Regions from separate parts of the Homo sapiens genome. Here region 1 is linked to region 2. The links are chromatin loops, found by intact Hi-C in ENCODE. Cell type or tissue: B cell. All regions are shown on one strand. Each heading gives the region's core, and the rest is flanking DNA. Links, peaks and the distances in the headings are about the cores only.

Evidence for each region. Peaks named below come from ENCODE experiments on the same cell type or tissue, not always from the same donor. Only the 100,000 strongest peaks of a DNase experiment are listed, where the experiment ranks them.
Region 1: a loop joins it to region 2, with 20 times the contacts of the local background. A loop is called at or near these places in 52 of 110 quality-filtered maps.

What each region holds. Positions count from the first base shown.
Region 1 is chr14:22,646,393-22,662,690 of GRCh38, reverse strand. No RefSeq gene overlaps it. Among named protein-coding and RNA genes, the nearest start is that of OR6J1, 10 kb to the right of the region's middle. RefSeq lists an enhancer at 11,288-11,507. In B cell, for the core only: a CTCF peak has its summit at 9,466; a DNase peak (open chromatin) is centred at 9,480; H3K27me3 peaks cover 304 bases.
Region 2 is chr14:22,377,449-22,393,746 of GRCh38, reverse strand. It overlaps TRD-AS1 (TRD antisense RNA 1), which reads left to right. Exons shown (of 5, transcript NR_148361.1): 3 at 11,342-11,396; 4 at 11,767-11,903; 5 at 12,073-14,342. It also overlaps TRA. Among named protein-coding and RNA genes, the nearest start is that of TRD-AS1, 97 kb to the left of the region's middle. RefSeq lists enhancers at 5,237-5,737, 5,846-6,075, 9,384-10,093. In B cell, for the core only: CTCF peaks have their summits at 5,976 and 6,176 (motif pointing left); DNase peaks (open chromatin) are centred at 6,146, 6,906, 7,926 and 8,286; H3K27ac peaks cover 2,223 bases.

The sequences.
Region 1 (16,298 bases), core at 6,846-11,845, 270 kb before region 2:
CTTGAGCCCAGGAGTCTGAGGTAACACTAAGCTGTGATCATGCCACTGCACTCCAGCCTGGGGACAGCAGGAGACCCTGTCTCTAAAAAACCAGAAAGGAAAAAAAAAAAATCACCCTCATGCTTATCACCTGGATATCATAATTAACATTTTAGAATATGTATTTTTGGCAAGTACACATATATACACAACACAGATTTTTTAAGAATGGATCATGCCGAATGCAGTGGCTCACGCCTATAATCCCAGCACTTTCGGAGGCTGAGGTGAGAGGACTGCTTGAGCCCAGGAGTTCAAGACCAGCCTGGGCAACAAAGTGAAACCCTGTCTCTACAAAAAAATTTTAAAAATTAGGTGGAAGTGGTGGCCATATAATCCTTGAAAACAACAGGTTAAATAGAAAATAATATAACCATATCAATAGATGCTAAAAAGTATTTGATAAAATTTGGCAGCTATTCTTAATTTAAAATAGAGAGAATTTTTTAATTAATTATTTTTAACTAATTTTAATTAATTTTTAAACCAATTTTAATTTTTTAACTAATTACCAAATATGCTAATAAGACTAATTGAAATATGGTTTAATTAAAATTAGGAACCAGATAAGGACGCTTGCTATCAACACTGTTATTTGACATTATCTTCTAGACTTTCTAGCAAATTATAACATCACAAAATTAAATAGGTGGTTGAATCATTGAAAAAGAAGACAAACATATTCCTTCAAGCTGGCAATATAAATGTAGAAAATTTGAGAGATTTAGTAAGATACCTCTAGAATTAATAAGGAAATAAGCAAATGGGGAAAATAATGTATTCAGAATGGAATGATAGCAATAAGAACTGTAAAATGCTTATGTATAAGTTTAACAAGAAAGATAACATCCTTACAAATAGCAGATTTATTTATTTATTTATTTATTTGAGACAAGGTCTTGCTCTGTCACCCAGGCTGGAGTGCAGTGGGACAATTATGGCTTACTACAGCCTCAACCTCCTAGGCTCAGTTGATACTCCTACCTCAGCCTCCCAAAGTGCTGGGATTATAGGCATGAGCCACCATGCCCAGCCTAAGAACAGAATTTGACACAAAAACTGAACAAAAAAGACATACCTCTTCTTGGGAAGTCTTCATATTAAAAAACTGATTCCTTCAAAATTAAATCTAATGCAATTACAATTAGAATAGTAACCTGTGTGTGTGTGTATGTGTGTGTATGTGTGTGTATGTATAGAACAAACACAGTTTAAATAAAAGATAAGTGCTTCAAAGTAGTCAAGGATTTTGTGTGTGTGTGTGCATGTGTGTGTGTGTGTGTGGGGAAAAATTAACAAATAGCAATGACATGCTTGCCACATATCAAAAACTACATAGCAAATCAGGATGGTATTGACATGAAAATAGCAAGTAAATTGGTAGAGTAGAATGGAGGATCCACAATGGATCCCATTATGGGCCACGTGCGGTGGCTCACACCTGTAATCTCAGCACTTTGGAGTTCGAGATCAGCCTAGCCAACATGGTGAAACCTCGTCTCTACTAAAAATACAAAAATTAGCCAGGCGTGGTGGCAGGTGCCTGTAATCCCAGTTACTCGGGAGGCTGAGGCAGGAGAATCACTTGAACCCGGGAGGTGGAGGTTGCAGTGAGCCGAGATCGCGTCACTGTACTCCAGCCTGGGCGACAAAGAGCAAGACTCCATCTCAAAAAAAAAAAAAAAAAAAAGAAAAAAAATTAAACAATATGCCTTGAAAGAAAGGGGACTGACATAGATGCTTTTAGAAAGGAAAGTCCTAAACCAATCATTTCATATTATTAGGTAGATAAGGACAGTCAGCAAAAACATTTACATGTCAGTTACTCAAAAATTTAAATCTATGTTTTATTTTGTATACTGTGCTTAAAGAATTGAGCATTTGTCTAAATCAGCCAACTAAAAGGTCAAAGAGCTTTCCTACAATATTAAAATATTTTTTAATAGTCCCAAGGATAGTTGTAACCCTGTGCTATGGTTTGAATATTTGTGTCCCCTCCAAAATTCAAGCTGAAACTCAATCCCCAGTGCTACAGTATTAAGAGGTAAGGCCTTTAGGAGGTGATTAAATAATGAGAACAGAGCCCTCATGAATGGAATTAGCAACCTTATAAAAGGGCTGGAGGGAACTAGCTAGTCCCTTTTTGCTCTTTCATCCCTTCCGCCATGTGAGAACACAGCCTTTTAAGATGCCATCTTGGAAGCAGAGACTGGGCCCTCACCAGACACGAACGCTGCTAGCACCTTGATCTTGGACTTCCCAACCTAATAAACTAATATTGAGTCTCATACATAATGGGATCTATTTTTTGTTTTTGTTTTTGTTTTTTGAGATGGAGTCTTGCTCTTGTCATCCAGGCTGGAGCACAGTGGCCCAATGTCAGCTCACTGCAACCTCCACCTCCAGGGTTCAAGCCATTCTCCTGCTTCAGCCTCCCGTGTAGCTGGGAATTACAGACACCTGCCACCACGCCCGGCTAATTTTGGTATTTTTAGTAGAGACGGGGTTTCACCATGTTGGCTAGGCTGGTCTCGAACTCCTGATCTCAGGTGATCCACCCGCCTCGGCCTCCCAAAGTGCTGGGATTACAGATGTGAGCCACTGCACAGGCCAAATGTTGTTTGTTAACTAAGGCTTATAGCTTTTCTCTTCAATTACAGTTTCTAACCAAGATGAAATGAAAAAATATGGAGCTTATATTTTTCTGATTTTGTAGTTAGAATTATTTTAATATTTCAACATTGAATATAATTATTAATTAGGCTTCTTATGAATGTTTGAAATTTCCTCCTATCCTTAGCTTACTAATAGTTTTATTTATTTATTTTTGAGACAGAGTCTCTGTTGCCCAGGCTGGAATGCAGTGGCATGATCATGGCTCTCTGCACCTTGATCTCCCTGGCTCAAGCAGATCCTCCTACCCCCACCTCAGCCTCCTTAGTAGCTGGGACTATAGGCATGAGCTAATTCTTGTATTTTTTTGTAGAGACAAGGTCTCATTATATTGTCCAAGCTGGTCTCGAACTCCTAGGCTTGAGAGATCCTCCTGCTTCAGCCTCCCAAAATGCCGGGACTACAGGTGTGAGCCACTGTGCCCCATCCTTAGCTTACTTAAAGTTTTAAAATGAAATTAGGTGATGGGTCTTCGTTGTTCCTTGTACTATTTTTAAAGATTTTCTGTACATCTGAATATTTTGCAATTAAAAGCTGGAAAAAATTAGATTTCTATAATTACAAAGGACATCAAGAAATGCTACAAAAATGCAATTTGATTTTTTGGTGCTGTCAGGAGTCTAGAGCCTCACAATTTGTTTTGGTTACAGTTTGTCACTGTAGGATAAATGATCCATTTAACTATTAAAAAAAGAAGAAAAAATGTTACAAAAATGTTAAGAGAAGGCAGAGGGTCTGCCATGACTGATTGGGTTATAAGCAAACAGTCATTGCCCTCTGTTGTTTTTCCTTAGGGAGAGCAGAGATGCTGGAGGGGTTGGAGGTGGCAGGAAATACTTAGCTTAGATGTAATAAGGAATGTCCTTCCGTAGGAGACCATGCATCTTCTTGTCCTTGATTGTGCTTAAGAGCTCCATAGGTGCTCTCTGTCTAGGATGGTGGAGGCCACCTATGGAGGGTGGCTATTCCTTTGATTGGAGAGAGGAGGCAGCAGAATGGTTCCTCAGATAGACCCAGGGCAGCTGCAACTCACAAGACCCTATAGAGTTAGCTGGACAGTGTCCAGCTGCCCTGAAAACAACAGACAGTACCATGTGGGGATGTAGATTAAGTTCTGTTTGCAGTGGACCTGTTGGCCTCCACAGGTTCTCTCTGTGAATTAGTCTTTGCCTTGCATCTCACCCAGAGCCATTCCATCGGACTCTGAGCACAAGGCAGGGAGGGACTCTGGAGTTTACAGAGCCCAGCTCTTTATTCTTCTGGGAACAGAGTTCGCACCAATCTGGCACTTATAAAAGCATGGGCTTGGCTGGGCGTGGTGGCTCACGCCTGTAATCCCAGCACTTTTGGAGGCTGAGGCGGGCGGATCACCTGAGGTCGGGAGTTTGAGACCAGCCTGACCAACATGGAGAAACCCCGTCTCTACTAAAAATACAAAAAATTAGCCGTGGTGGTGCATGACTGTAATCCCAGCTACTCGGGAGACTGAGGCAGGAGAATCTCTTGAACCCGGGAGGTAAAGGTTGCGGTGAGCCGAGATTGTGTCATTGACCTCCAGCGTGGGCAACAAGAGTGAAACTCTATCTCAAAATAAATAAATAAATAAATAAAAGCATGGGCTTTTCCAAGAGATGCAGTCTTCAAGACATGGGGCAGGCACATTTCCATTGAAAAATAATTTGTGCAAAAGATTAGTTGTTGCTGACTATATCCAGGATATTTAGGCAATGGGATAGTTTCCAGAGTGCCACACGCACAGCACCTATGGATACCACTTCTGGATTCTGACCTTAATCTAAATCCTGACTCTCCCATTAATTAGTTGTGTAAGTTTGGAAGCAAGTACCTTAATGTCTCTGTGCCTCAGCTTCCTTCTTGGTGGACTGGGTATTACAATAGCACCACCTAGCTCCTAGAGTTTGCTTGGAGGTTGAAATAACATGTAAAATGCTTGGAATGGTACACAGTAAGTGTTCAGTAAGTGTTGACTATTATTATTTTTCTTTTTGGTTTTTGTTTTTATTTTTAGAGATGGAGTCTTTCTTTGTTGCCCAGGCTGGCCTCAAACTCCTGTGCTCAGGTGATCTGCCTGCTTCAGCCTCCTAAGTAGCTGAGATTACAAGTGTGAGCCACCATTCCAAGGTATTATTATTTATTAGCATGATTATATTGTATCCTCTTTGATATGCCCCACACGCTCCTTATTTTCCAATAGCTCAGCTACCTTAAACAGGCCCCAACTTACCTCAGGGCTGAGAAGCAGTTACTTACTCTTGGATTTTCCTGGTCACCCAGCTGGAGGGGGTTTCCAGGCTCCCAGGAGCTTCCTGCTTCTCTAGCCCCAGAAAATATTAAATTCTTAGATGAGAGGACTCTGACCCTTGCTTTTGGGTTGTGTTGGTGAGGTAGCAGCTAGTGAATCATCCCATGTCCTTTCCTCTTGAGGTAAAAGTGTAACTGTGGATAATGAGATTCATCAAGCGCAGCCACAGGCAGCCCCAGGGAGCCTGCTGGATTATTAGAGCAACATCCCCGACAAAGCCTTGGTACAAGCCATTCTGGGGAGACTTTGTGACTCTGTGCATCTAGTGCAGGCCTGGTGTATTTGGATTGCTTCCCAGTTTCTACGGAATTTTGAAACTTGGAATCCCGAGTATGGATCTGCTGAGGGAAGCTCCCCCTCTCTGGAGCGAAGTTGTGGGTATTCTCACGAGGCTCATTACAACCTTAAGATAACAAGGCCCCAGCCACTTCCAAATCCCTTGGCTGTTGATTGCTCTAACTTAAGGAGTGGAAGTTTGCCCTTTTCCCCCAGCTGCAGAACACAGTAACTTTAGATAAAGTTTAATGAGTCTTGTTGAAGGCCTGAGGAAAATATGGCAGGCAAGGGCTGGGGCCACTGGGGTTATGGCTATGGGCAGGAGCCGTGTGCACCGTGTGGCCATGCTGGGCCAGGAGCTGCAGGGTAATTCCTCCTCTGCCCCTCCACCTCTTTATCCCCCATGCTCATTGAGCTTGATCCAGCCATAGAGGCCTTCTTGTTCTTCAAGCACATCACTAGCGCCCATCTCAGAGCCTGGGGCCCCAGCCCTGTGGCCTTTGCTCAGTGTCACCTCCATAGATGAACTTTTCCTGTCTTCTGTTAAAAAGACCCCCCTCCTTGTTATTCTCTCTTCCCTTACCTTGCTCTACTTTTGTTCATAGCACTACCTGATGTTTTATTTACATATTTGTATTTGTCTTCCCTACTAGAAAGAAAACTCCTTGAGGGCAGAGACTTTGACCTATTTATTGCTGTGCCCTTGTGCCCAGAAGAGTGCTTGACATAAAGTAGGTGCTGAATGAATGTTTTTTGATCAGTTTAAAAAGGCAACATGCCTCTTGCCCAGTGGAGTCTGTCACAAATCAAGTAGCCTGTGGGGTAGGGCTGATAAAGACATGGGCACTTTTTGCAGCACTTTGCAGGGGGTTGGGGCATTCTAAACAGGAGAGCCTTCTAAGAAGGGAGGCATGAGAAAACCAAGGGTGAATTCTAGGCCACTTCCTGTCCTTCTGGGATGGCTGGCCTCTCTCTGAGTGCTAGCACTGGCTAACTTAAGATGTTGTCAACAACTTTGATTGTTCTGTGAAGACTAGCTTAATATGTTTCCATCCCTGGGCCTCAAGAATGGGCCCTAAATGCCTGGCGTGGTGGCTCACGTCTGTAATCCCAGCACATTGGGAGGCCAAGGTGGGTGGGTCACCTGATGTCAGGAGTTTAAGACCAGCTTGGCCAACATGGCCACTGGTCTTTATTAAAAATGCAAAAATTAGCCGGGCGTGGTCGCAGGTGCCTGTAATCCCAGCTACTCAGGAGGCTGAGACAGGAGAATGGTTTGAACCTGGGAGGCAGAGTTTGCAGTGAGCTGAGATCCCGCCACTGCACTCTAGCCTGAGTGACAAGAGCGAGACTCTGTCTCAAAAAAAAAAAGAAAGAAAGAAAAAGAAAAAGAACAGGCCGGGTGTGGTGGCTCATGCTTATAATCCTAGCACTTTGGGAGGCCGAGGCCAGTGGATTACCTGAGGTCAGGAGTTCAAGACAAGCCTGGCCAACATGGTAAAACCACGTCTCTACTAAAAATACAAAAATTAGCCAGGCATGATGCAGGTGCCTGTAATCCCAGCTACTTGGGAGACTGAGACGGGAGAATCGCTTGAACATGGGAGACAGTGATTGCAGTGAGCGGAGATTGCACCAATGCACTCCAGCTTGGGTGGCTGAAAGAGACTCTGTCTCAAAAAAAAAAAAAAATGGGTCCTAAAGTGAGTTTGTTACCAGAAAGGAGTCCAGATCCAGACCCTAAAGAGAGGGTTTTTGGATCTCACGCAAGAAAGAATTCAGGGTAAGTCTATAAAGTGAAGGCAAGTTTATTAGGAAAGTAAAGGAATAAAAGAATGGCTACTCCATAGACAGAGCGAAGGGCTGCTGGTTGCCCATTTTTATGGTTATTTCTTGATTATATGCTAAACAAGAGGAGGATCTCATGCCTCCCCATTTTAGGTCACTTAGGGTAACTTCCTGACGTTGCCATCTCATTTGTAAACCGTCATGGCACTGGTAGGAGTGTAGTAGTGAGGATGATCAGAGTGAGGATGATCAGAGGTCACTCTCATTGCCATCTTGGTTTTGGTGGGTTTTGACCAGCGTCTTTACTGCAACCTATTTTATCAGCAAGGTCTTTATGACTGGTATCTTGTGCTGACCTCCTCTCATCCTGTGACTAAGAAGGCCTTAACCTCCTGGGAATGCAGCCCAGCAGATCTCAGCCTTATTTTATCCAGCCCTTACTCAAGGTGGAGTGTCTCTGGTTCAAACGCCTCTGACAAAATGAAGTATGAAGGATGGATGCTCAAGAATATAGATTTGACTTCAGTCAGACAGGGCCATTCCCTGCTTAAAGCACACCTTCCACTTGGGCATCTTCATGCTTTAGCTCTTTCCATTTCTCCTACAAGGAGTCCTCTTCTCCTCCTCCCCCTTTCTAAGATCCCCCTTTTCAAGATCTAGTTCGAATTCTTCTTTTGTGAAGCCTTCCCAGCCATCATGGGGAAGAACTCCTTTAAGTCTCCCTCCTTCTTCTAAACTCCTTTGCATCTTACTGTTCATAACATTCACAACATTTGGCCATGAATTGTTTTGATACAATTTAAGAAACTAACTCCAAAGTCTGATTTCTTTGGTCTACAAAAGCCACCCTTTCCTTTAGTGCTTACAATTACTAGTCTAAGCCCTTGTCGTGATCAGCCACTGCAACTTTAGCAGTTTTCTGGTTCCCCTCACATGTAACCATCAGCGAAGGCTTACATTTCCTGCAGATCCCTGCTGCTTCTGGGGATCTGCTGGTCACTTCTGGCTACCTTGTGATGAGTTTCTCCAACTGCTCCTGTTTTCCCCGCCCCTCCTCATACCAAGTGCGGACCCACCAAAACCAAGATGGCAATGAGAGTGACCTCTGATCATCCTGACTACTACACTCTTACCAATGCCATGACATTATCTGCCGAGTATGTCAGGCCCATTGTAACCCCTGTTTCATTGAAAGCTTTGGAATAACAGGAGGGGATTGTGTAGGAAAGAGGGAAAAAATCCAATGAGATATAGGAGATTATTGTTCTTAAAGTCCACCAGCCATTCATCTGGATAGGGTATTTTGTTTTTTCTCTCCCACTGCTCATCTCTCTTTCTGCTGCCACATTATCATGAGACTTATCTTCTGTCGTGGAGTGTCTTTGCTCATGTCTGTCACTGGTCCATTTGCTATGACTCCCCTGCCAGGTGCTGGACCCTGATCAGGAGGCCCAGTGAGAAGGGAAAACCCCATGGTGGCCCCAGACTCACCTCTCAAGACACATCCTAACCTGTAGAGAGGGATCTCTTCCCACAGTGCAGGCCATCTCAGCGTCATGAAGGTGAGCTGTGTAGCTCAGCACGGTCTTAAGCTACTGAGAATATGATTTTGGCTTTACTGCCATAAAGCCATTGAAGTGTTTTTCAAAAACAAACAAACAAATAAACAAACAAAGTCTCCTCCAAAAGTGGAATCAGAAAATTCCTGGTAATTTAAAAAACAACTTTCCCTGGCTTCTTGACATTACATTTTCAAAAATATAGATGCTCAAGCTCATTAAAACAGTCTAGTACATTTTTTCTCCCTTAAATATATTTTATTACATCTTACAAAAATTAGCAGGCTCGTAAAACATCTGGGAAGAGAACGGTAGGGCCATCCAAGGGAAGGCCGGGGACCTGTCTTTGTCTTTGAAGGCTCACAGTCTGGGGCTGGGTGGGTTGTGTTTTGAGGCGTCATTAACAAAAATGTTCTCAAGAGTGACATGTTATTAATTTGGATGAGAAATAAGACCATTAGACCAAAATGCTCTTCCCAGTGTATTCACAAATCAGCCCTCTTTTCCTTAGTCTGAACCTTGCTGAAATCCCTTTGACCCTTTGGAAAAGAAAAGTGTAATATTTCATCTCAGTCAATGGATGTTTAGTCTGGAGAAGTCTTGGGAAGCAAGCAGTACTTTGGCAGGGAAAAAATGTCCCCGAGTCAGTCTGCCTGTCAGGGAATAGGCAGTGGTTTGTCCGCTGGATAAGCCCAAAGTTATCCAAAAGAGAGGGACAGCCACTCCCTGGTTAAATTCCTTCCTGGAATGGAGCTCCCCGGGAACTAGGAGGCAATGTCAACAATGAGGTGTGCTTCCCTCCTCTTCCACCAGGAGTCTGCCACGAGCTGGTGAGGAAGGCACTGTGAACACTGCAAAAGGTTAGAGATGCCCAAGAGGTGCTGTCAGTAAGTGCTGGGGTAGTTGCTAAGAATTTAGAAATGAGGGATATGGATGGTCCCAACTAGGAGGCTCTTAACCTTTTCTGGGTCAAAAAGCCATTTGAGAATTTGACTGTTCTCATCTCCCTCTCAATCTACATAAACACACAATTTTTTGTATAATTTTATTTATTCATTTACTTATTTATTTTGATGGAGTTTTGCTCTTCTTGCCCAGGCTGGAGTGCAATGGTGCGACCTCAGCTCACTGCAACCTCCACCTCCCTGGTTCAAGCGATTCTCCTGCCTCAGCCTCCCGAGTAGCCGGGATTACAGGCGTGTGCCACCAAGCTGGGCTAATTTTGTATTTTTAGTAGACACGCGGTTTCTCCATGTCGGTCAGGCTGGTCTCAAACTCCCGACCTCAGGTGATCCACCCGCCTCGGCCTCCCATTACAGGCATGAGCCACCGTGCCTGGCCTTTTTTGTATAATTGAAGAACAATTCTGAAGCTAGAACACTCTGAAGCTTCTGCTCTAGACTAAAAATGCCTGGAGGGGAAGGACTGGATTTGTTCTCTAATGTGTTCCAGCATGTACCAAAAGTGCCTAAGATATAGGAGGTGTCAATGAATGTTTATTAAGTGATAAGATGCAGACGTGCCTGTCAGCCGCTGCAGAGTCCAGGCTGAGGTGTGCAAATGCCAGCGGCATCAGTGCCTCGAGGTGCTTTGAGGCTGGCAGTACTTGCATCCCTGGCACTATTTTTCTTTTTCTTTTCAATTTTTCAATTTTTTTTTTTTTGAGATGACGTTTCGCTGTTGTTGCCCAGGCTGGAGAACAATGGCACGATCTTGGCTCACTGCAACCTCCGCCTCCCGGGTTCAAGCGATTCTCCTGCATCAGCCTCCTGAGTAGCTGGGATTACAGGCACCCACCACCATGCCTGGCTAATTTTTGTGTTTTTAGTAGAGACGGAGTTTCACCTTGTTGGCCAGGCTGGTCTTGAACTTCTGACCTCAAGTGATCCACCCTCCTTGGCCTCCCAAAGTGCTGGGATTACAGGCATGAGCCACTGCGCCCAGCCCGGCACTATTCTTCTTGACATTTAGTGCCAGGGCTGATGGAATGTGAAACCTTCACTCTCCTAACCCACTGGTCCTGACCTAATCTAGTGAACTGAGATCCAGGACACAGGTGTCGACCTAAAGGACAAAAACTGAGACAAAATTAATAAAAGTAGGGAGTTTACTTGGGCCAGATTTGAGGACTACAATTTGGGTGCATAGATTCAGGTTGCCCTGACTATGTGCTGAGATTAGTTAGCAGCAGTTACATGTGAGTTTTTAAAGAGGCAGTTCCTAAGTTGTTTGCCAAGAAGTTGCATCAAAATAACATAAGCTATTAATTAGCTATGCATTGTGCTTTGTATCACAAATGCCAGGAACATGAAGATAATAGGCAAGGCAGCTAGTCAAGACCAAAACACCTTTAAACACTTGCCCCTGGTCATGGGGATGGTGGGGGACAGTGGGCGTGACTGAGGTCCCACACTCATGTGTCCCTGGACCTGATAAATTTTGCATGCCTCACAGAGCTCAGGCTGCTTTCAGCTATTTTTCTTTTCTCACAGGGAAGAGATGAGGAATGACACTTGGAAGGTTCTTGCATTGCTACTCAATATTTGCAGTGACTTTGATACCAATTGCTCCTAAATGCCTCTCTGAATTCAGTCATTCAGCTGTGCTGCTTTTATTGAGCATCTTTGGTCTACCGTGTTCCAGGAGGGTGCTTGATGGGTGTTGTGGGCTGAGTCACCACAACAGCTGGTTTTGGTCACCTCATGGGTCTCTGCCACCACCACTGAAGGAGCCAGGGGCCACTGTTGCCATTGCCTCTTCTAGAAACCACAGGCCTGCTGTTAACTATGCTGTGAGTTCTGACAGGTATGGGACCTTAGAGTGAAATGAACTGTGTCTCAAAGTATTAGAGGCATTCATGGAAGAGGTCCACCAGTATCACATGCCCACATGCTCACTGATTCTCTACACTGCCAGGATCGCAGACATACAGTGTACTTAAGGAGCTGTGCCTGAACACAGCTCACCAGTTCAGAGTCCTTCTTCCCTTGTGGTGAGTTCCTTCTTAGAGGCTCCATAATCCTTTTCTGTAACCTAACCTCAGACTACGGGCACTTGCATACATCAGACCTATTTTTATGTTCTTGAATCTAAATGAGGATCAACGTTCCAGTCCTTTTTTTTTTTTTCCAGTCCGTTTTTACCCCTGGGAGAATCCTGATTTTTAACATAATTTGGTATATGCAAATAGATATAAAGGGACTCTTCTTATCTCTATTTGCTGTGGAAATAGAGGCACTAATGTAAGCAGATATTCTGAGGGGTGGGTTCAGGAAGCATGCCAGTGGTGCGAGGCTGGGGATGGATGTTTTCTGCTCTTCTCAGCCACACTGGAACCCCAGTTCTTGCCTAGCCAAAATATGCTGCTAGTCTTGCTTAGCAATAGACACTTAGCCTTAAAAATTTTTTATCCAATGACTTTTCCTTCGCTCTCATGTTTCATAACCTTTTCCTAGTTTCTGGCACTGCTGACATACCTACGTCTTGGATTTCTCCTCCCCTGCTTGCTAATCCTGTACCACTGGCTTTCTGTTGGTTTGCTTTCTCACTACTCTTTCTCTTGTTCCCAGTGGTGACTCCTTCTCCTGCCTTTTAACTGAAGGCTTTCACCGAGGCTCTATTCCCATTTTCTGAGATGAGGGCTCACTATGTTGCCCAGGCTGGTCTCAAACTCCTGGGCTCAAGGGATCCTCCGGGCACAGTCTCCTCAGTAGCTGGGATAACAGGCATGAACCACAGCACCCGGCCCTTTTTTTCCTTTTCTACATAGACTTCTCCAGAGTATTAGGTTTCCTATCTATTTGCTTACTTACTCACCCACTCCTTATTCACTTTTTTATTGAGTTTCTCTCATGTCTTTGTTATGATATTGGGCGTAGGGAATACCACGAAGAATAAAACCTAGTTTCTACCTTCAGGGAGTCATATAAATGGATAAGGCATAGCCTGAGCCAGTACCTGGCTCTTTCTACTCATAGTCTGGTGGTACTCATTGCCCTGTATTGAAAGGCTAAGTCTTGATTTTAATCTCACATCTTCCATGAATCCTGTGCCTGTACCACTAGCTTTCATTGATTTTCTTCTCTATACTGCTCTGGTCAAGAAAGCTGGAGTTTTTGCCTTCAAAGTTTTGTTACCTTGGGTGATTCATTTGACCTGTGTTAGACTTAACACCCTTCTGTGACATGAGGAGGTTATAGAACTAGGGTCCTTCCATCTTCAAAATTCTATTCCTATGATCATATACAATTGTGGGGAGGGGGAGATGGCTAATATAAAACATCAATTATATAGTGGAACTAGTACTTAAAAAAAAACCAACTTATGAATGACATCCTCATGAGAGTTGCTAGTACATCATAAAATTGTTGGTTGGGCCTAAAACATATTCATCCTTGTCGCCTATTATAATTAGCCAGTTGCCAGACCCATTACCATGCTCAAGTAAGGGAAGGCAGACATGAGAGTGGCTGGAGTTAAAGCAGAATAAGGTTGACAGCCTTAAACTTTCTGGAAGTATTGTCCTTGTACAGAAATTGTCCAAAGGTCATTGACCTTTAAAGTGAATTTTTGCCTTAATCTATAAATTTATAAATGTCATTTATGTTAAATAAATTTCTGTAGAGCAAAAGTTTGTTTGGATCTTAAAAATAACTTTCTGATTAGAAATGTGATGTATGAACACTATTTTCTTACTCATTGATACTTTGAATTTAAAAAACAGAGGCTTACTCAAGCTAGTTGACTAAAGTCTTGTGTGTATGTGAGTGTGTGTGTGTATGTGTAAGATTGTAGAAAGAATACATCAGGCAGTCTCTCATGGGCATCCAAGAGTAGGAACAAGGCACACAGGGATTGGAACAAGAAAGTCAGCAGCTCAGGCTGCCACCATCCTTTCCGGTGGGCCCGTGTTCCCTCAGTCATTACTTGTCTCTGAGTCTAAGCTACTGTTACACTTCTCTTTGAAACAAGGTCTCTACTATCACTGATGGTTTATTTGCTCCCCTATGACTTCAGCTTAGGAATCACTTTGGTTTGCTATGGCACCTACTCCAGCCCCAACTCTACACAACTTTTCAGAAAAGTACCCACCAGCGTCTTACTAATTAGTCTCTGTGTTTGTTAGAGCTCTTATGACTGCAGAAGACCATAATTCAAATGAACTTAAGAAAAACGGAGGATTTTTTGGCTTGTACAATCAGAAAGGATATTGTTGGCAGGCCTCAGGCATGACTGATCCAGTCATACACAACAGTGTCCAAATTCTATCTCTGTCTCTTAGCTGCATTTCCATTGGTGTGTTGTCCTCATGAATCCAGACAGCAGAAAGGCTCTCTCCGTGCAACAGTGGAAGGGTGAGGCTGGGTGTAGATCTACTGGCAGCTCAGGGTTACATCATCACAGCTTTTGAGCCCAGAGGAGAGAGCTTTTCCTAACTCTGCTCCAACATATGGATTCTAAAGGAGGGATTCCTGGCCTGCCTTGGGTTGGATGGTCACTCTTTGGATCAGTCACTGTGGTTGGGTGATGGATATTATAATAGATCGTGTTCCCTTTCATGAACTTTGGCTTTATATTGTGATATTATATAGTCCCATTAGAATCACATGGTTTGTGTAATGGAGAAGGAGCTGCTTCCCAAAAGGGAATGAGGTAGTGGTTAATAGAAGAAAATAAGAAAGAATGTTTAAAACAACAGGTGTCTATCATAGTTTCTGTGCCTCTTGGTTCAATTTCTTGAGGAAATCTGCTGCATTTATCCCCACCTTTGGCTTAGTTTCTCCTGGGTTGTTTGCCTACCTGTGACCCAATCGGATGGGTGGCCAACTCATATGTAGGAACACTGCAGTTAGGGCTCTGGGTGGGGAACACAATGATTGACCTATCTACCACAATAATATAAAAATAAGAAAGAATAGGCCAGGCGCGGTGGCTCACGCCTATAATCCCAGCACTTTGGGAGGCTGAGGTGGGCAGATCACGAGGTCAGGAGATCAAGACCATCCTGGCTAACACGGTGAAACCCCGTCTCTACTAAAAATACAAAAAATTAGCTGGGGGTGGTGGCGGGCGCCTGTAGTCCCAGCTACTCGGGAGGCTGAGGCAGAAGAATGGCGTGAACCCGGGAGGCGGAGCTTGCAGTGAGCCGAGATCGCGCCACTGCACTCCAGCCTGGGCGAAAGAGCAAGACTCTGTCTCAAAAAAAAAAAAAAAAAAAAAAAAAAGAAAGAATAGATCCCGGCATGCAGAAATAACCACAATTAATATTTTAGTTAATATACTTATATTCTTTTATCTATGCATTAATATATGTCTTTAAAAAATGGAATCAGCTGGGTATGGTGGCTCACACCTGTAATCCCAGCACTTTGGGAGGCAGAGGCGGGTGGATCACTTGAGGTCAGGAGTTTGAGACCAGCCTGGCCAAATGGCTAAACCTCCTCTCTACTAAAAATACAAAAGTTAGCTGGGCATGGTGGTGCATGCCTGTGCTCCCAGCAACTCAAGAGTCTGATGCATGAGAATCACTTGACCCTGGGAGGCAGAGGTTGCAGTGAGCTGAGATGGCACCACTGCACTCCAGCCTGGGTGACAGAACGACACTTGGTCTCAAAAAAAAGAGAGGCTGGGCGCGGTGGCTCACACCTGTAATCCCAGCACTTTGGGAGGCCAAGGTGGGTGCATTATCTGAGGTTGGGAGTTCGAGACCAGTTCTCCAGAGATGGAGAACCCTGTCTCTACTAAAAATACAAAATTAGTCAGGCATGGTGGCACATGCCCGTAATTCCACTACTCGGGAGGCTGAGGCAGAAGAATCACTTGAACCCAGGTGGCAGAGCCTGCGGTGAGCCGTGATCATGCCATTGCACTCCAGCCTGGGCAACAAGAATTAAACTCTGTCTCAAAAAAAAAAAAAAAAAGGATGATGTCATTTATACTATTTTGCAACACTCTTTTTACTTCATTATCTATTCTTCTACAATGTTTGTGACTTGAACTAGGGTAATGGGGATGGTGATAAGTGGTTGGATTTGACATATATATAAAGGTAGAGCCAGTGGGATTTGCTAATGAATTGGGTATGAGATGTGAGAAAAAGAAATTGCTGAAATTGTTAGATACTATTGCCTGTTCATGGGGGTATATGATGTGAGATTGAAATTAGAAGCTTTTTGGACTAAAATTCATATATACTGAGCAACTTTTGCTTTTCCAGTTAGGCATTATGGGGATTCAAAAATAATTTTATGAAAAAAATCCCTGTTCCCAAGGAACTTAAAAATCTGCCCAGAGGCTAAATAACCACAAATGAAATGATGAAATATATGGCAATAAAAATGAGTCACACACCACAACATGATTGAATTTCAAAACTATAAGGTTGAGAAAAAGATGTCAGACACAAAACAAGACCTATTAGATGATTTCATTTATATGAATTTCCAAAACAGGCAAAACTAATCCATGGTGTTAGAAATCAAGATAATGGTTACAGCTGGGATGTGGGGAGGGAGCTTGAGAAGGATTTCTGGGGTGCTAGTACCATTCTGTTTCTTCACCAGGGTGGTGGTTACATGAATGTGTTCACTTTATTGATAATTCATTGAGCTTATGATTTGTATACTTTTCTGTACATGTGT
Region 2 (16,298 bases), core at 4,197-9,196:
TAGAAATTTTAATAATAGGGATAACTTATAAAAGCAGGATTTCCTTTTTTCTTTCTTTCTTTTTCCTTTGGCAGAGCTGCTCCTTGAAGATTGCTGACAGCATTGAATTTCTGTAGGTAAAGACCCTAGATGAACTTTGAGCACTCTTCTTCTGTTGAGAAAACTAGTTGAGAATGAGGTTATTCTCATTTCAAATAAACACTCACTCATTGTATTGGAGATTATGAAGTTATCATAAAACTGAAAACAGGTGTCGTGCATCAAAATAGTAAGTGTTCTGTTAGGAAAATTAAATGGTGTCTGTTTAGTTAGAATGAGGGGCATATTTTTCCCAAGTGTGAATTTAGTTAGGGCTGTTGATGTCACACACATAGTGTTAGAAGATCTAATAAGACAGTTGAGCACCAGGTTTGCTTTGTCGGGGTCATGAAGGTCGGGCCCCGTCTGAGAAGGTGGAGGGGCAGGTAGAGCGCTTCCCTGGAGGAAATGTTTTTTCTCACTGTCAATCATCCCAGGGCAGGAAAAGAACTAGTCTTGGACTGAGAAGAAAAAATCTCCTCTGCTCTCTGCACTTGGAGATATGGAGATGCCTGCAGACTTCTACCGGGCGCCTTGAGCTGGTCTTTGCTATGCGTAAGCCTGCCTGGAGGTAGAAAGAGTCTCAAGTTGGGTTTTGGGTCTCAAAATGTGCTCTTCTTTCTTCCTCAAACATTTAGCAGTGCTTTGAATGATTAAGAGAGTAGACCATGTCCACCTGACATGGGATCCATTGTGGTGAAGGTAGAGGGGAGAGCAGCCTGGAGAAAAGTCTCACAAGATGATGAAAGATGGCCTGAAGAAGAGCTCTGGCTCCATGGAACTGTCAAGCCCCGTGGGGACCCACTGTGGCACATGAAATGCCCACAAATCACTTGGGGACATCACGGATACTCAATATTCCACATGATGAGCCCGCAGGTTCTTGTAAATTGAATATTAATGAAATAGTGTCTGTATTTTGTAATCCACAGGCTGGTGAGGTCTGAGGACACATGGATGACACAATGAAGGACTTCCTAAAAATAAGAGACCTGAAACTCTTGAAGTGGTGTTTGAAATAACATTTGTACAATGACAACCACTGATTTAATTAACCACCTGACCATCCTTAGTTGTCTTTAAGACTAAGAATGCTCAGCAACTGATTAATGATTTAAACTTTGGGTGTCATAAGAGCTAGAAAACAACAACAAATCTGAAAATGGCCAGTTCCATTTTATACATATGTATCCATACACGCATTCATCCATTTATTCATCCAGCAAGTATTTGTTGCCAAACACTGTGCTTGCTACAGGAATGCAGACCTTACTAAGACATTACCCTCCAGGGGCTTACATCTGAGTGAGTGAAGACAGGTAGGAATCTGCATCCCCTAGTCAGAGACACAGATTGTTTCTGGTTAATGACACAGTTAGGCAAGCACCCCGCTCAGTTTCTTTCCCAGGGGATTGTGTCACCCATGAAACCAGATGTGCTTTTCCGTGAGCTACCTTTTATTCCTATGATCCCGTGTGGGGGAGATGCTGTAATAGACCTAGCTGTTCTGCTAGCCTATGGGCGCTCCACTGGTCCTTGGTTTTGGCTTCCAACCAGAGGCTGCTTCCTGAAATGACAGGCAAGGTTGAGACAAAGATGGAGCGGAGCACCTAGAGTGCTTTGGCTGGTCCAGCATTGCCCTCCAGTGTTCAAATGCAGGAAAGTGGGAAACAATGAATTCTTAGCATGAAGTCCTGAGATGGCTGTCTGTGGATTAATGAGGGGGTTCCGGGTGGCTCCCCCAGATGAGGGGTGGGAAAACAGAAATTGGGAGCCAGAGTTGAGAAATAAAAGTGAGGATTAAGATTCATTAATGACAGGGCACCTTGAGAGATAGGCATAGAGAGAAATAGAAACAAAGACCCTGTCAGTTTCCTAACTTGGATTTTGTCAGGAGAAACAGCAATTGTCCAGCAAGATGACCAGGCTCCCCTGGAGATTAGAAAGCATGGTGGTGGCAGTGGAGGACTGGTTGCCTAGAGCTGTATATCCAGTCTTCTCAGTCCACCCTTTTCAAGGTTCTAGGGAGACTTTGATCTAGAATTATTACCTCCAGGTTCAGGGGCAGTCCAGGAAAGAGCACAAATCTCCTGAAATAAAATTGGAGGGAAACATTTGTGCATAACAAACCTTTTTCATTAGATTTGCAAAGAGATCTAGGTCATAAGAAGGTAAGTCTGCATTTTTCCTGGGACTTAAATGTTTTCAGTCTCCTGTCTTACATCTAGGTAGTTCATTAACTCAGCCTTGGAGGGAGGTTTTCTTAACCTCAGGGAGTTCCCCCAGTTGGGTCAATGTCACTGAGATGTCCAGCACAGCAGGACGCTGTCTTGCCTCCCAGATCATGGATCTATATGAGTCAAGGCTGAAGTAGCCTTGGCAGCCAATCTGCTCTTGGCAAAACCTGAAACTAGTACAATGTTTGCGTCTTTCGTTTTGTTTCACCTTTGCACACCTAGATCACCTAGATCACCACTTATCTTATGGTGTCATGGAAACAATGGAGCTTCAGCCCCACCCCAAATCTTCCCCTGCTTTATTTCTTCTAGTTGACCTATGACTTGACTTACTGAACCTTCATCAAGCTTGAAATCCTCTCTGTTCCTGCCCCTGTTGCTCTCCTACCTTGTTCCTCTGCAAAGATAGAGAAATGAGTCAGAGAAACTTCCTGATCACGTTAAAAAACAAATAAAATACCTGATGACTAGTTCAGGAGCTGGGTAACTACAGCATAATGTATAAAAGGTTGAATTGCTCACATAATTGTCTGTAAAGTTCAAGCAGCTTAGGCCTTTCTGTAGAAGACCTCAGTCTTTACCCTATGCACAATTCAAACTGTGGTTCAAGTGCAGGAGGACTGAGAGTACGACACTGAGGATACCTTAGTGACAGGGCTCTTGGAAGACACCACAGTTATAGTAACTCTGCATGTGTGTGTGTAGCACTGTGTGCATGAGTGTGCGGTAAAAATGAAGCTTTGCGAAGTGAATAACTATGTCTTTCCTGCACTATCTCATAACCCCAGTGCCTCCAACAGAGTAAGCACTTGCTTATAAGCATATTGCCCCATAGTACAGTGGTTAAGAGATGATGCTTTGGAATCCAACCATCTAGAATTGTAGCTCTTCTACCATAGTTGTTCAATCTTAAGAAAGTTTCTTAGCCTTTCTGACCTTAGGTTCCTCATCCATAAAACAGGGATGCCTTCACTCCCACACCCAGAACGTCGATGAGGATTAGAGATGATGCATGTGAAGCCCGAGGCATTGTGCCTGACACGTGGTCACTGCTCAGTAAAGAGTAGCTGTTTATGCTATTTCCATGTGTGGGTATGTGCAGATCTCTGTGAGTGTATGAGAGCTTTTCATTTCAGAAAATGAAATGTGCAGGCATGGGGTGGAACTGATTCTCTCCTACATGTCCTTTGCCACTCCCTTCTATAACCGTGAAGACTTTGCTCAAGTTTCCAGGGACCAATGTGCTCTTGAACCCTGTCTGGAAGGGGAACACCTCTTGCATATAAATAAGCTTTCTGTTGAAATGGGCATGAAGGGACAGTGGCTGACCCTCCCCTTCTGCTGTGTGCCCTGATGCTCATTTGACCGTCAGCACCGCTGTCTTCTGCTGTGGACGATTGTGATCGACCCAGTCTTGGGAGCTGCCAATGCAACAGAGAATTAGAGCCTTTGTATTCAATCATCATTGAGAGCCTATTAGGAGGACAAGGTACCATGTGGCTACTCAAAAGGCTGAGAGTCTGGAAATGGCCATGACAGAGGAAAATCCTTTCACTTGGCTGATGGAGGCCAGGTCTATAGCTTTAAGGCAATTGGCACAGATGCTGAGCGAGGGGGGTGCATTCATTTTGTGCTCAATAAAACAACTTTTATTCAGGGATGTGAATTGTTATCTCCTCGGGAAAGGTGAAGGTACAGAAACAGGTTGTAATTCCTTGGAGAATCTAATTCCCTTGTAGCTGGAGACAGAAAGACAGTGAGAGGGAGGGAGAGAGATAGATGAAAGAAGCTCTGTTATCCTAGGAAGTCCTAGGTAATTACCCAGCCTGAATTTCTCCTGGAGCTTCAGGATGGTACCAGATGTGTCCAGGCCCTCTGTGCGCCACCCCACAGAGCTAGCAACCAGAGTCCGTCTCCTCCTCCCGTGGCTGTTCTTCATGTCTGGGAACACATCAAAGGAGGTTTGATGTTCATAACTGCTGTGAGTCATTTTCACATGGAGCTGCGGGGAGCTGCCTGTACTGCTGCATGCTGTATAGCCCTTTGTGAGCGCAGCTGAGCTGAACCAATCCCCTATTATGGGTGAGAGTAGATTCCTCCTGGGAGACCTGGATTGGGTCCACACCCCTGTGCAGAATAAAATAGGACTTCTTATTGAGAAGTAGTTATTAAAACATCCCTCAGTCTTGGCTATGCACCTACACTGCCCACAGGGACAGCTCTGCATGGTCCTTCCACAAGAGTGTGGCCACCTCCAGGCCCTGCTGTTAGTGCCAATAACATCTGAAGCCTCACTGTTTGCCTCACTCCGAGGACAAAGGACATCAACAAGACTCCAACCACCACCCCATTGCTTCTCAATTGGAGAAGGAAATTCTGCTTGCTCCTGTTGAGTTTGGCTGTTGCTGGAAAAAGTGTCCCATACAACTCTCTTTGAGGGCTGGCAGAGGACTGGGAAATTAGCCACAAGACTGTGAGCTGGAATGGGCCTTAGTCATCATCTGGTTCTAGTCCCTCAAATTACAGATGATAAGTGAGGCACAGAGAGGTTAAGCAAGTTGTCTAAAGTCACACAGACAAGTGAGGATTTCTAGCGCAGGAAGTAATTTTCTAAGAGGGGGAGAGAAATCCTGGTAGGGTGAATCTTGCTACTACATTTTCACTGGAGGATGCTTCAGAGGGTTGAATCTGTGGGAAAGCAATGGGGACCAGGAGAGCTGCAGCTGATCTCAGTTTTATACCTCAGTTTCTCTGTACGAAAAATGGCTGTATTATTTATCTTCATTTCAGGACTGTTAAGGGGCTTCATGAGTGACTCTGAGAAGTCCTGAGAGTTCTGGGCTTTCAGGTTAATAAGATAACAGTTTCTTGTTGGGCCTGAGACAAGGACTAGTTGCCTGGACTGAATAATCTGTTCTCTGTTCCTCAGCTACCCTGAAGGCCTTATGAAGCCCCTGGGTTTGGGAGTGTGGAAGAATTAAATAAAGGAATAGTCAGACTGAGTGGTGGGGTTGGAGAAAAGTGTGAGAAGTGGGGAAGTGGGCGCAATCCCTGCCTGCTCTGGACCTGGGAACACTCTCCCAAGAAAAAGTGTGTCTTCCGAGTGAGGCTGTTTCCTGCAGTCGGCAGGACTGGACTCCCTCCTTTTGTTTGGGGCAGCATGGAAACCGTGTTTCCCTATCTATGTGCACCTGAATGCACTCTAGTTATGCTGTATCTTTTCAATTTTGCTGGAGAAGCAAGTGTGGTTTGCTCTTTAAAATTCCCAGAGCTCCCTTTCCCATTTGGGATTTGTGGTGAAAGGTCAGACCGCAGAATTGTCTCGCGGTAATGGGGCTTCTGAATAAATGAGCCCCCGAGGGCTGCCAGGGGGACCAGAGAGCAGCAGACGCCTGCTGGGACTAAGCCCGGCAGCAGAAGCCACAGTGTCCCCCTGGCCACGGAAAAGTGGCCCCAGTGGGCTGCTCCTCATTTTCTGGCAATGTGCCCCATCCCCTGGCATGGTGAAGTCCCACGAGCCCAGAGGCCCACGTCCCGACATCAGTCTTCTCAACTGCTTTCTTCTGTTATTACCTTGTCAACAACAGTATCCGGAGACCTAAAGGATAACTCTGCATGATGATGCAGTGAATGACTGGTTAGGTGCCTCCTGTTTAATAACCAGAGAAATATTGCTGTGCGGCATCTCTCCATATGCTGTGGCATCTGCGTCTGGCATGTAAGGGACTAATTTTCTTCACATATCTCATTAAAGATGTAAAGCAAAATGGAGGGGCTTCCAGCCTAACTCTTGCCCAGCCCGCCTGCAACTCACGTTTCTTACCATCTGCTGCCATCTAGTGGCCACTTGTCTCTTTTCTGCATCTGTTGATTTTATAACGGGGCTGAAGTTTTGGCCCTTGTGAAACAGAGGTAAGACAGTTACATAAAAACCGTAATCCTGGATCTCCTCAGATTCCTCGTGGCAACTGAGGGTTGATTCTCACCCCGTGACATCCACCTAGGCCACCGTGATATTGCCTTCTGGGGCTCGAGAGCCTTCTCCGCTGTGGAGAGATATGCTCTGTGGACTTTCTTACAAATCTGTCCGCATTCCCAACTCTAAAACTGACTCATAAAAACCTGATACACTGGGCAGTTCTTTCCAAAAGGCAAGGTGAATCCTCTGATCTTGGGGCAGACAGAGTCCCACACTCCGTGCTGAAATCCCCCCGATTCTTGAGGAATCCCCAGAGGTTGGGACAGAAAAGGCACCCAGAGGAAGGGAATTCCATGGGTCTTTTCCAACAGCCCACCTGCGCATCTCCACACAAAGTCCTTGTGAGAGGAAGCCCACTTCCATCGCAATTCAGGACTCACTTTTCCGAGGCTGATCTTGTCTGACATTTGCTCCGTGGTCTGTGCTGGCATCAGAGTGTGTTTTCGGCCGTGATTCGTCAGCGTGGGGCTTGGGATAGCTGTGAAACACTCCCCAGGATGGAAAACACAGTGTGACATGGAGGGCTGAACTTATTGCAACTCGTGAGAACGGTGAATGAAGAGCAGACAGGGCCCGTGCCAGCTGCAGGGTTTAGGCACGGGGTGCAGGTGCCTATGCATCACCGTGGGCTCCTCACACGAGAGGATGGGGCCCGCACCTCTGGGCTACGTGCTAGACACAGAGTGATGTTGCTTTTTGTCATCAAACCAAGCAGTTGATATTCTCTTTAAACCTCAGCATGTGTTCATAAATTTCATTAATTGATTCATTCTTCCATATGTACTCAGCTCTAGGATATGCAGTGAAGTAAACACAAAAAACAAGAGTATGACAGTCTCGACCCTTGAGGATCTTATTATTAGAGATGGAAGTAAAAAAGAAGCATAGCAGTCAAGGCTGTATTAATTCTCCATATAAAAAATGTCTAACATACGAAGTAGGGATTCAGAGAAGGGTCACTAGCAGTTACAACAGCTGAAGACTGTATCATGGAAGTAAATATTATAATTCAAACTGCCAAAGGAATTGCAGTTGATGGTGAAATGCTCTCTAAGATGTGTGGCCTCCTAAGCCCCCGAAGTCTAGGCACTCTGCTCCAGCTGTTGTCTCCCTGAGTCGGAAGACAATGGGAGACAGGGGAATCTTCTAGGAACCCATTCATTGACCTGTAATGGTTTTCTTCCCCTCCTTAATATTACTGTTCATTCATTGATTGACATGTTCATCCATTTATTCATTCAAGAAACCTATATTGTGCCAGACCTGGAATTACAGAGATAAATCCAAAAGTATTTCATAAATTTTCACACTAGGTTGCCACTGAGTTGGAGCTTCATAGAACAGAGACAAGCCAAAATCACTAAAAATTGCTGTCTCCATCTTCAGGCACTTGTGTTAGTTTCCCGTTGATTCTCTGCTGCTTTTAGATTATCTGCCCATGGGGTTCTTTCGCTTTCTCTCTGCTGACCCCAGTGTTCTGCTGTGTTTTTTCACAGTCCGTTCATACCCTTACCTCTGGAGGTGAGGGTGAGACAAGGTTCCTGGTACTTCTAGTCAGCAGGGATGATGGTCAGAGAGAACATTTTATTGGTCATGTGGAAATAATCTAAGCACAAACAAACAAATAAAAGACCTCTGCTTTAGTCTTGATTAAAAATCCCACTAGTTTGCAATGGTGTTTGATATGCCTTGTGAGGAAGAAATTCTATTATGTCAAATTTTCAAAAGTCTGTGCTGCTGTGATAAAGATACTTACATTCCATAACCACAGAGTTCAGTGAAAAGGGGCTGTTAGGAGACCAGACAGTTTGGGGAAAGGTTTTATGTAATTTAAATTTACAGAGGGTTGGCCTCTCCTTGTGTTTACTGACAAGGAACAAGAAGCTTCAGTATCAACTCCCTAGGAATATAACCTTTAACAGCAAAGCATTTGATCAAAAAGAGCTCAGAAAAGTATTATATTGTTCACTTAATCCTCAGAATGTTTGTGTAGGAAGATAATTTGTTTAGTTGAATGATAAATCAACTCACAACCTTTTATTACTTAACTGATTCCTTTCTTTCTCTCTGATGTGGTCTTTTCTTTCAGTCAGAAGAACTTTAGACCCTCCTGGTTTTCCCCCTCCTCTCCCTTGGGCCTACTTTTTTCTTAGCAAACCACAAGAAATAAGGGTCCATAGTAGGCATTGCCCAGGGCTTGGTTTCTTTGCCAGTCCTGTAGTTGGACATTTATATTCTGGAGACAGAGGCTTCCGGGGAGCAGTTGGTATCAGATGATTTATACATTTCTGTGAGTGCTGAGACACAAGATCCAGCTGCTTGTTGGCTTAGCTGTGTCGTAGAGTTGGGCTGGATTACCTTGGTCTTATTCATAGTGCCTGGACAAACAGGCAACCCTCCATACACTATCAGCTCCAGGTCTTGGAACCAAAGTGAAGCCAAAGATCAGAGTCTGTGTCTTCCTTCCCTCTCTCTTCATTTCTGGAAACATCACAAGAAAGAAGAGAAATTCTGCTCAATTTCATGGGATTGTGAGGGTGTTGTCATTTGGAGTCTAATGTGGATCAGTGGGAACCACAGCCCGTGAGCTTCCCACATCTCCCTTGATCCCCCGTCATGTCATGTCTTCTCTGAGCTTAACTGAGTTTAACCCCCAACTTGCAAGCCAGGAACTGGGGAACGGAATTTAATTTTCCTTGTGCATCTACTGCATGCCTTCAACTTCCCCACAACACTGACTCATATAACTTTCACAGCCAACCAAGGTATGTATTACGTTCTCGTTTTATGAACAAAGAGGACCTAGGAGGTTAAGTAACGTTCGCAAAGTTTTAGAGCTAATTGTGCTAGAGATAGAACTTGAATCTAGATATAAAGTTCTGACAATTTCTATGACCATATACAGCGAAAAGGAAGGAGTAGGCCAATTCTCCTTCTTCCTCTACCTACCACTGTCTTTGTGAAAGGGTCAAGCAATGCTGGGAGGGAGGAGATTCCTTAGCTGTGTCCTTTCCCAGTAGCTCCACTCCCCAGGCCTCCACCACATGTCATGAATCTAATCACTCCAGTGGTCAGCTTCAACTTTCAGCAGGTGCTGGGATTTGGCCAGGGCTTGCCCTGGTAGTCATGTGAAGGGAACAGCCCAGTCACTGTCACATCCTTAGCAGCCCGCTGTCACTCCCAGTGTCCTTAGGGCCAGAACTGACCAGCATCCCAGAAATTCCTGAGCTGAATCTTGTTCCCAGGGACTACTGAACCCCTGAGAAGGAGGGTGGGGGAGAGCCAGATACCCCCACCCACCACTGTGCTTTATCCTCTGACAGGCTGGACCCGAGTGAGGAAGATCAGTGGCAGGAGTGACCTCCAGCCAGACTCCTTCTGCCCTTCACTTTCCCACAATGGGAGGGTGGACCCGCTTGCTCTGGGCCAGTTTCTCATGGGCTTCTCTGAAGCAGGTACTTGCCGATGTGGGAATCCCCATACTCTCAGGGGACCCTGAGATGTTGGGGACTTCCACCCCTCAGAAGAGGGAGGTGATAAAGTTGGCTGGGACCTGCAGGCTCGTCAGCCTCAACTACGTAACAAGTGGCAGGGCTTGCCTGCTTGTGAGAGGCTCTGTTGTCTTTGGAACAAGTTGAAGGAATTGACATTAATATTTTTGAAGTAAACATAGGCCCTGGAACTCAAGGCACAGGCCAAGCACCCCTCAGGTAAAGCTGGGGCCAAGGTGAAACAAGCAGATGCAGGAAGTGCAGCAGACGAGTGGCCAGAGGACAGGTGTAAACCCCAGAGAACTGGTCAGGACTGACTGCAGAGAGGGTGGCAGACACCGTCACTTCTGGCACAGGCTCAAAGGGGTTTGCAAAGAAAGAAAAAGGAAGAAGTGTTAAGACAGTCTGACGGGTGATGAGTGTTCTATTAGGGTGGGATTTTTGCATGTGGGAGAGGACTTCTGATTGGTTTTCAAGTAAACTTTTCAATCTTTGATTCGTTTACTATGTATTGGTAATACATGGGGATTTTCCAGGCTGGGTAGGCCCATACGAGTTTTCCAGTTTTCACTGAATTTGAAAATATGGTCGTCTGCTTTGGGTCTGAGTCTCACATAAGCAATTCTCAACCCCAACTCTGCCTTCTAATCTTAGGTCTTGGGCAAGACTGTTAACCTTTCTGGGCCTCAATTTCCTTGTCTATAAAAGAAAAGGGTTAAACTATGTGATCATCTGGAAACCAACTCTAGGTGCTGAGAAGGCAGAGGTCCCTTCCAGGTGGCCCACCCCTTCCTCGTCCCCTGCAGTCCTCAGGCAGCAGGCTGCCCTTCTGCAATCAGTTTACTTCTGGAAGCTGCTGTAGATACTCAGCCTAATTGGATTTTCCGTGTGTAAAGATGTGAGTAGAGTCACAGAGAGGTTTCCTCCAGGCTCTGAAGGCCTCCAGGATCACTCTGGATGACAAATAGAATTTAATCAGTTGATCAGTGTGCCTAAATCCTCTTGTCATGGTGGTGATGTTTGCAGTTCAATTTCATTTTTATAGAATAAGGGATTCAGTGATTTGGTGAGAAAGGGAGGTGTTTCTTTTGTAACCATGATATTGCCATATTATTTAGCCCCGATTTGAGTGTGGTTCTCTGTTGAGCACCATCCCCAGTGCATTAAATGGAAAGAAACTTCTCTCTTGAAGCTTCCAGTCTGAATCAGCAAGGTGGTTCTCATATGAAAGGTAGACAGATATACAGGCTAGTGCAAAAACACCAAAAAGTTAAACCTGCCTTCCCATGAAGTTGCCATATCTTTGACATTGTGAACAAGCACCAGCAGACAAGTGAGCAAGGAATTAACCATGAGAGTAACATTCCTGTCCCAAATTCAGAGCCATTAATGGTTCAGGAATAGGTCTAGGAGTGCCGAGGTCCTTAGCTGGCACCATCAGCCTACTCCTCTCCCTGATGGATGTGAATAGAGGAAGGAAGGAGAGATTCTTTAATAGACAACTACTGAACAGGAATTTTACATTTACTCTTCTTTTCTACATCCCACTTTTGTAGATGAAGAACCTGAGGCTCACCTTGCTTAAGTGACTTGAGCAGCTTCACGCATCTTGTAAGTAGTAGAGACAGAGTCAAAACCAGATCTTCCTGCCCTCTCTATCATATAAACCACTTACACTGAATTACAAAGTGAAACTGATCTATGGTGAATTGTACTAATGTTCTGCTTCTGCCATGGGCACCAGAGGAGATACCTTTCTTTGTTGACACTAATCTCAAAGGCTAAATTAGATCCCCCAAACTCATTTCCATTAATAACATGTCAAAGGCTTGTGTCATGCGTTAATTTATCCAAAGTGATCTTGATTCTATTTACATTTTGGTGCCACCTTTTAATGTCACCATTTTTATAAATTAAATATGTAATATATAAAGCCAGTCTTCACTTACTGATATGTTAATTTTTAACCCAAACTTCTTAGTCTGACATTCCAGCAATACCGGAGCATTGACAGTTGATAATAGCTCTATGTGCTACCTCTCCAAGAAACAAATTTGCATTTTAACCTGCCCCTTCAATGGCTGAACTTCAAAGGGTCACTGATGAATGCCACAGCAGGTTGGTGGGAATATAATTCTTTTTATGGATAATATTTGTGTGTGTATGTGTGTGTGTGTGTTAAATCCTACCACATAAGTCACTAACCTATGGGTAAGGCCAGTCTTGACCTAAAATGAGGAATTCTGTAAAATTTCAAATGCAAATCACATTTTATTTTTGATGTTAGAGAAAACTGCAAATTGGAACAGCAGAGCTGTGCCTCTGGCCATTTCCTGGAACTACAGAGGAGCAACTTGCCCCGGTTTCCAGTGGGTGATGTTCCTCTTCTGCCACAGTCCCTGGCGATGTTGATGTGATTGCCATCAGAGCTCAGAAGCACAGAGCAGAATCATCCCCTGGAGGAGGATTCCCTTCAGTGTAAGAAGTTCTTACAGAATTAATCCTCAAAGACTGTGGGTGGACTCTGCCAGGTTTTTCCCCGGGTGTACCAGAAGAGAGGAAGAGCCCTCAAATACAGGAAAGTGCTCTTTTCAGTGACAGTAGTTCTTTTGGGCCCTGTGGCTAAGTGTGCTCCCACCCCAGCAGTAAGATCACAGCTAATCCTGAGAGGCAAGAGCTCACACCAGGCTACTGAAAGAAAAAGTGTCCTTTGTGGATTGCAAGAGGAACTGGGACACACTGCTGGAAATGAAGTGGCAGGTCATAAACTATCATAAACTCAGGAGGAGAGGTGTTCCTTTTTGAGACACTCATCACAACTAGAGAGAATGCAGCTAAGAAAATGCAGTCTTTAGGGGGACCTGGACTGTTGAAGTATTTGAGCTATTCGGAGGAAATAGAAACTTGGAAGAGATCTTTGTTCCACTATTATTTGGCAGCCCCTTACCCGCAGCTGCCATTACTCCAGATTCTCTCTGATGATCCTGCATCAGGAGAATGAGTTGACTGGGCACCACTGGGAAATGTGGGCAGCTCCAGGCTGAACTAGAGAAGGGGCATGTCAAAGGTCACTTATTTGTGGCTTGACCCTTTGGAGGCCAGATGTAAGAATCAATTTCTCACAGGTCCCATGCTAACGCTTTTCATATTTATTTCCATCTGAGACTCACTTAGGCTAGGCAAATATCCCATGGGTCTGTACCTCTCCAGTGCTTTCTTGCTCATGTAAAATTAGCTCATTGGAATGAATAAAGAGAATGGTATTACTTTGGCTCGAACACGAATGAGCACTTTCACTTTGTCATAGTGTAAATATTAAAGTTGTAAGAGACAGCCCAGGGACCAACTATTTTTTTTTTAAAGATCCAAGTGCTTGCATAGTTTCTAAAATTCTACACCGGGGAACTATATCCTCATTCAGCACTGAGACTCCTTGGTTCCCTAAAACCAAAGTCTCCAGGTGCCTTCAGGGGCCAACCAAGATGGAGCTCCTTATAGACCCATGCAATGTCAGAACTGGAAAACTTAGAAATCTTTCAGTCCACCCATCATTTTATGGGTGGCAAACTGAGATCCAGAGAATGCTCAAATCTCATAATTAGCTATGAAAGGTTATGATTAAAATGCAAATTTGGGGCCTCCAATTTGGTCCTCTTTTCACTCTCCTTCTTGCTGGGGAAAGAACAGTGATTCCTTGATTGGCAGAGCAGAAAATATCTTCAGTTTTTAGGATGACTTTATTCCCCTAAAGAGTATCTTTGTCACATCTCCTCCTTGTCCATTTTTAGAGACTCTACAGTGTTTAGCTACTGGTAGATTTGTTCTAGTGGATCTGGTACAAATCTTATAGAAATATCTACAATTATTCCATGTTATTCTGAAATTATTCATACAGCATTTCTTCTGTTTTATTAGCCATTTTTAAGGGAGAAGGAACCTAAGATTAATTGCTATGGCTACATGTCATGCTCACCAATGAACTCACCTCATTTTAATCCTCATGATCTATTATAGTAGGAATGCTTGTTGTACATAAGTATTCAGGATTACTGAATCCACTTGAATTTTTTGAGGACAGTGGCCAAATACAATTCTGTGGTCAATTTAGGCTGCTCCTACTGTTCCCTGATGTTAGGCATTTTCTTCCACTAGGTCCTCTGGAAGGATGAAAAACAAGGCATTATTATACTTTTGAATAAAAATGGTTTGCCAAACAGATTATGTTTGTAGTTTGTGCTGTTGAACAGAAATAATAAAGAACTCTACTTGAAGTCTGAAACAAATTCAGGAAAAAATTAAAGGCAGTTTTATTTTACATAGTAGGGAGTAGATTTTAGGAACTCCTTGCTCCTGGGGTAGAGCATATGAATGTGTATTCTAGAGAGATTCAGACAAATTCACTTATGTTAGACAAATGACTTTAAGGGAAACTAGGAATGTTTTCAGGGCACATAACCTTGTATTTAAAAGATACTGTTATTAGATCATTTTTTCTCATTATAAAAATATGTTTTCATTGAAGAAGAAATTGTGGTTTACATACAATTATAAAAAGAAGAGGAAGAAGGAAATAATCTATTATCTCACTACCCAGAGACAATAACTACATCATTTTGGCATATTTCCTTTTAGTCTTTGGTCTTAAGTATATTTTCTGACATTGTTGAGGCCGTTTTGTACATTCAATTTTCTGTTAACTTTATTTTCCCCCATGTAATTTAAAACTCTTGAAAATCTAATTTTTAATGGTGGCATAGTATTCTACTGGGTAGATGTTGCTCAATTTGCTTAACTGTTTCTCTAGTGTTGGATAGTTATGTTATTTCAAATTACGTGAAAGTATGAAAAATATTTAATGAACATTTTGCTTATATAAAATCTGCTCAGAAGACCCTTTTAATGATAGATTTCCAATATTTGGGTCAAGAGGATGACTATTTTAAAAGCTGTTGATACCTAATGCCAAATAATCTACTGTTATACTGTATCAATTTGCAATCATAGCAGTAAAAATGTAATTGCTCTTAATATGCCGAATTTCATCAGCATTAGATTGTGATTGTTTAAAAATAGTTGTTAACTTGATATGAATTATAGCTGTCTTCATTGCATTTTAAAATTTTCAGTGTTTTTTTTCAAATATTCATTAGTAATTTATACACAATTTTTGTATCCGAATTTTGCCTATATATCCATCAGGCTAGTGTTGTCCTTATCCTTTTATATACACTTTTAATATATTAAGCATATTAACATTTGACTGTTATACAGCTCACATACCTTTTTAATTTTTTTTTTTTTTACTAATTTGATACTGATTTTTTAATTCAAACATTTTTAGATATTTGGGAATCTTTTAACTTTATGCACTCAAACTTACATATACTATATATCTCTGAAATTTTGTTTACTGCCTTTACACTTAGAAATTGATTTTCTATCCTGCTGCAGAGGAAGAGGACAACATTTAGATATGAAAGGAATAGCTGGTGGAAAGACTTGGTTTGGGGCTGGATTGGAGTTGATTGTATTAGTTGCTTTGATCTCTAGGTGTCTCCTCCCCATTACCATGCTTCAGGAACCACCTTGGTACAACAAAGAGAACCATTTATCTCAGTGTGATAAGGCTCTTACCGGGCTGAGAAGATAGAGAATCTGTAGGCTGATAGTGAGAGACAGTGAATGTTTTTCTAATTAAATTAATGCATGAAGGGAGAAGACACAATGCCTCCCACTTCCGCAAGAAAAAGAATCTAAGTTCCAACTTGACTCTAGCATTATGTGTCTAAGGAAGTCATAATTCCCAGGAGGACAGTGTCAGCACTGTCCAGAGGAGAGAGGTGTTAAAACTGGATGCAGGTAAAATCCAGTTAACAGAGAGGCAATTTTTGTTGGGAGGTTGGGATTCTTCATAGTGGTTTTTTAGATTTAAAGAAAAATGTACAACCCCCTCTCTCGAGCCGTTTACCTTTCTATGTTCTCAGCAAGCAAATTTCTTATCAGTAATTTGGCTTTTAAAGTATCATGATAATAAGGAGGAGAAGGGAGAGACCAGAAGAGCAAATGCATTGGTATTTGAGGTTAAGCCTGAATCTCGTCTCAATTTACATAGCAGAAGCTTACCTCTGATGGGCTGATCCCCTCTGGGTTTACTAAGAACATTCACCTTCTTGAACATACAGACGAGGACCAATTACTCAACCAAGATACTGCCATGAGGAGTTTCCTCTAGCCATCAGGAAATCCTACTACCACCCCAAAGCCATTTGGAAAACAAGTGTTTTTTTTTTTTGTTTGTTTGTTTTTAAGTGAAGGGAAAAAATATTAATGGATTGGGGAAAGACCAAGTAGAATTCACTAATCCTAATGAAACTAATAAATGGAGCAGTCAGGAAAGAAATAGATATTAATGCCACCTTTCAAAACTTTAAAAGGAGAGGCGTAACCAGGAAAACAAAATACAAAATAAAAAATCTGCTCAGATTTTTTACAAAAGAGCTAATGTTGTAAGGT